Regions from separate parts of the Mus musculus genome. Here region 2 is linked to region 1. A link is a loop called in an ENCODE intact Hi-C map of the cell type or tissue named here. Cell type or tissue: left cerebral cortex. All regions are shown on one strand.

What was found. Hi-C counts contacts between places; a loop is a spot of excess contacts. Peaks named below come from ENCODE experiments on the same cell type or tissue, not always from the same donor. Only the 100,000 strongest peaks of a DNase experiment are listed, where the experiment ranks them.
Region 2: a loop joins it to region 1, with 6 times the contacts of the local background. A loop is called at or near these places in 8 of 42 quality-filtered maps.

Annotation. Positions count from the first base shown.
Region 1 is chr16:76,679,219-76,681,718 of GRCm38, forward strand. No RefSeq gene overlaps it. Among named protein-coding and RNA genes, the nearest start is that of Gm30790, 99 kb to the right of the region's middle. In left cerebral cortex, no CTCF peak of the experiment used is centred here; DNase peaks (open chromatin) are centred at 1,007, 1,349 and 1,845; H3K4me3 peaks cover 1,482 bases; H3K27ac peaks cover 1,339 bases.
Region 2 is chr16:76,372,452-76,374,951 of GRCm38, forward strand. Nrip1 (nuclear receptor interacting protein 1) reads right to left here and starts at 598. Exons shown (of 4, transcript NM_173440.3): 1 at 421-598. In left cerebral cortex, a CTCF peak has its summit at 975; DNase peaks (open chromatin) are centred at 252, 775 and 1,419; H3K4me3 peaks cover 2,161 bases; H3K27ac peaks cover 2,246 bases.

The sequences.
Region 1 (2,500 bases):
CCATTTCCTTCCCTTACATTCAACCCTAGAGATGTATCTAAAGCAGTAGTTCTCAACCTGTGGGTCGAGACTCTTTTGGCAAACTTCTATCTTCAAAATATTTACACGATGACTTATCACAGTAGCAGAATTATGAAGTGGCAATGAAAATAATCTTATCATTGGAGGGCACCACATCACGGGGAACTGTATTAAAGGTCTCAGCATTAGGGTTATTGGGAACCACTACCAGGTTCTCATTTCTTACTGCAACATCCTCAGGTCTTAAGAGGGTCCCTTGTTGCAGGTGAAGGAAGGGAACCTCAGAGAGATGGGGCACACACAAAACAATCAAAACCATCAACATTAAAATCACTTTTCTGTGCCCCCAGCATATGACCCTTGACCTCTTTCCAAGTATCCCTTGCCCACATATGCTTATGAAATCCAAGTAAAATTGAGAAGCAAATAACGACATAGTTTCCTTCTGGATACCGGAGCTCCTGTCTGTCCATGTACACACACCCATTTCCTAAGTGCATGGTTATATTACCGCAGCAAAGATGTAAACTGATACAGTCTAATTCGAGTGAATTGTTCACTTGGTAAACCTCCCTGGATTTTTTTTCAGTTACAGGTTGGACATTGGCTTCAAATTATTTTCTTGTATCATAACCTTGCCAAGGTCAGAGGTTGGTAGTTCTTTCTCCTGGATCTTGGGGTCCCATTTGCTCAGCCTCGAAACTCTACCTTCTCTCATTTCCCTCCTTTGCCCGGTTACTCTTTATTATGCAGGATCTGGTAAATGCCTCGATGTCAGTTAGGGCTCTCAAATTCACATGCAGTTAGCTGCAGCAGAACTTGCCTTGCTTTTGTGGAAGGAAGCCCAGCTTGTTTCCATTAAATTATAATCGCCATATTTAGGAGATGTCTGAGGCGTTGCGAGGCTCAGCCCAAGCTGGGTGGTATCCTTGGTGGCGGGGGTGTGCGTTTCATTCCGGGCGAAAGAGCACAGAGCTTGTTTATTTCCTGTATTTGCACAGTATGAAGAAGTTCAGTGAAGCAAGTAGTTGGGGTTGAGGTATTTGATGGAGAGGAAAGAAGAATATTTGTTTGTTTGGGCTAGGAGGCAAGTTCAAAGATGGGGACTTTTGTTCTCTGAACCCATAGCGAGCAGCTCCGGTTTCATGTCAAACATCAGGGTTTCGTGCAGGATGTAAATACTTCCTGCTGGCCAAGTCTGTTTCTATAATGGTAACCCGGTAGAGCCTGTGCTACTTGCACTGTGATTGTGCCAAGAGTTCCTGTATTCAACAAGGGAGGTGGAAAGTCAGTCTGGTTTCGCAGCTGTTTTGGGTAAAAACTGGCTCTCCTAGCAGCCCGAGAAACTCACAGTTTTGCTCCTAAGCAAACCATTCATCAGTGGCTTTCACTGCACAGCAACAGCGGTAAGGCTGTCTGGAATATAGTGTGGAAAAATTTGCCTCTGCGCATGTGTGCGTCCTGCTGGGTGTGTGTGGGTGGGATGGGGAGGGGTGGAACTGGAGAACTATAGCTCAGGACCTTCTTTTCCAGCGGGCTACTGATAAATGTAGGTCATTACTGGGTTTCACTTCCTGATTTGTTCGGCACAAGGCAAGGTGCAAATGAACAGAGCTGAAGGTTTCAGCAGTGAATCTTAGTTCCCGGATGGCTTACTGTAACTTCAAAGATGGCTTATCTTCATTTTGATTAATCTCAATATGGCTACGGTTCCTTCGGTTTGCATCCCCATCCCCCATCTCCATGTCAAGTATTTTTTGATTCATAAACAAATGCTTAGGTGTGAAGGGAAGAAGAGAAGAGACTTAAAGCATTCCTGTGGCAAAGAGAAAAATCGCTGTAAGATGTGGGGAGCCCCCGTGAATGGATCTAATTATAGAATGGCTCTCCTACCTCATCTACTCCTGCGCTGGGGGCTCCCTGACTTCCCCCCACAGTTTTCCCAATGTGCGTTCCAACAGATAGTATAGCCGTCTTTGATAAACCCAGTTTAGAGCAGGCACTGTGATCTAGATCACAAAGTTGACATAGGGAATTATGTTCTTTCCTTTGATAAAGAGTTGCCAGAAATGGCAGAAGAGACGTAAGCGATTTTCAAAGTACTTGAAAGAGAGGACATCCCACGGGCTTCCTGATTAATAAGGTGTGCTGTGCACATCTCCCCTCAAAGGAGAGATTTAAAAGGAGAATTGGGTACAGACATCACAAATAGTTTAGAGACGATAAAATTCTAAAGGCAGCCAAAGCTGTAATTTTTTAAAAAACATAACGGAAAATACCAACAGAAATGAGAAAAGCTTCAATTTCTCCCCCTCAGCATAAATTGTCCATATGCTTTGTGTTTTTAGAAGACCATGAATGGAGAGTTTCAGGTGCAGGAGGCTTCCTGGAAAAGCCAACCATTTGCTCTCTGATACAGCACTCTGTCTCCACCAAAGGCATGTCATTGCCATGCAAATGAAGACTCACAGGATTTTCT
Region 2 (2,500 bases), 310 kb before region 1:
CGAGAGCACCGCTGGGCGGCAGGACCGAGCGGCGCGGCAGCCAGCGCCCGGGGCTCGGGGCCAACGGGGGCAGCTGGGCGGGCGAGCTCGACCGGGGCCCCGCGACCCGGCCACCCGCGTGGGTCCCGGCGCAGAACACCCAGGGCGGCTGCGCCCCTCGCGCCAAGGCTGGCACGGACGAGCCCGCGGCTGGGAACTCCACAACTTGGCGGCTGCGCCGGCCGGGCCCGCGAGTTCCAGGGGAGAGCCGGAGCGGGGCGCGGCGGAGGGCTGTCCCCGGGATCCGTGTTCCCGGAGCTCCCCGCGGGCCTCCCCCGGCCTCCGCCGCCTCCACGGGCCGCGCACCCAGGCCGTGCCCGGGCGGCGCGGCGTCCGCTCCCGCGAGCTCCGCACGGAGCCCGGGCCGCGATTGCCACTCACCGAGGCCGCCGCGGCTCCGGGCCGCCGATCCGCGTCGCTCCCTCCTTCCCAGGTTAGCCGTGCCCTGCGGCCGCGCGAGGCCACGGGCGCTGCGCTCGGGCGGGCTGGGGCCGGCTCGTCCTCCGCCTGCGCCGCGGTCGCCGTCGCCTCCCGAGTTCGGGGCTCTGCTGCAATGTCTGCGAGGCTGACTTTGAGCGCCTCGCTCGCCGCCCGCCCGCCGCAGCCGCGCTCCTCCCTCCGCCGCCGACTTCGCGGCGGCCGGGTCCCTCCCCTCGCTGCTCCACGCCATTCAGCTCTTCAGCCAAGTTTCTTAACCCTTTTCTGCCCCTCCCTCCCATTGTCACCCGGGCCGAGCGCGCACCCGGAGGCTCGGCGGAGCCGGGGAGCCCACCGGGCGTCTGCAGGCCTCCTCGCCGGTGCTCCGGGTGGGGGTCCGGGACTGATCGGCCTTGAAGGCAGAGAGAGGACGCGGTTGGACCCGGAGAAGGAGGGGGTGCTGTGCTTCCCGAGCCGGCGCCCTGGCTTCCCAGCCCCGTCCAGCCAGCCGCCTGGACAGATTCCCCGCTAGGGGCCAGGCGATCGCCCATGTCACCCGTGCCGGGGCAAACGCTGGGGGCACCACAGGGGCGTCGGGGCACCTTAATCCTACCCCAGGTTCCCCAGCCTACGTGCTGGCACCTTAAGTGTCTCCCTTTCTCCCGTTTCACCCCACAAACACGCGTTCTTTTGGCGCCCTTTACCCACCCTCAATTTCCACCTCCTTAAAATCTGTGTCCCGCTCAAATCCCGGAAGCTGCGGCGCTGTATAACTCTAGGTCATTTTGACCCCATGCTCAGCACCTAGTAGGACCCAGTGATAAATATGGCATGATTCCAAGCGGAAAACTGGAAAGGAGACCTGAGGAGTGCACAGCTAGCTCCCTAGACGGACGCAGGACCCAGGAACCTGGTTTCTCTTCTGCTGCTTTGTCACTGCGAAGTCTCCAGCAGGGTCTGCCCGCCAAACTGCACCACCCCCAGGAAGGATCTGACCCAACAGGACTAGGAGATGGGCTGTCACTTCTTTAAAGCAGCTCTTGCTGGGTTCAGAGTCTCAATAAATAACAATTACATCATATAGCCAGGGTGGCAATGCAGGGAAACTTGGGTTTCCTGCAGCCTGGTCTCGCTGAACCCGCCTCTAAATTTGAGGTGGGCTAACAGATTGGTGAGGCGAGAAAGTGGAGGGAGGAGAGAAAAATAAGAAACCATGATCTCTTCCTCGCCTTGTGTTTTCTGCTTTTAAAACCTATTCTCTCTACTCCCTTCATATCTTACTTGTGAAGCCTCCTTTTAACGCTCCCCCTACCCCAGATGTCTCTGTCTCGTTTGTTTTTGACTCTAGTCATGAAAAGAATTACCTGCGGGAAGACTTGTGGTTGCAGAAGTTGTTTTTGTTTGACATTAAAAAAAAAAAAAAAAGGCTAAAGTACATCTTCGATTCACCCTAAACTCTGAAGTGCTATCCCTGCCTTAAAATACTTACTAAGACAATTTTGTGGATGAAGCTTTCTACTCTCATATGTTTTCATATCCTTAAGAATTTCGGTAGCATTTGGAAGCAGTTATTGATGCACACCAAAACCAAAAATTATCCAAGTGACCCAACCGTATTCTTTACTGTTATATAATAGCTCTATAGCTATTTTTCGGATTTTTCAAATGAAAAACGTCTGGGGTATCTTCCCAATCTTTAAAGTAAAGGCAATTTTTCAAATCAATTCTTAATAAAGCTATATTCTAGCACAGTCCTGAGCACATGCAGGAAATATTTTCCTTAATGGCGATGATGGTGCATTTTAAAATACTTATTATCTGTCCTCCTAGTGACTCACCTATGCAATCTGTTGTCATCTAAGGTAGTGTCAATCTCATGTAACAGCATAGCACTCGCATATGCCGCAGTTCAAAATCTGCTTAAAGCAAATTAGTAAAGGCAGCATTAATCCCAGGCATCATTACCTGTCCGGCATCATTTATCCGGGATTGACAAAAAGCAAATAATTGCAAATTAAATGACCAGCATAATTGTAACTTATTA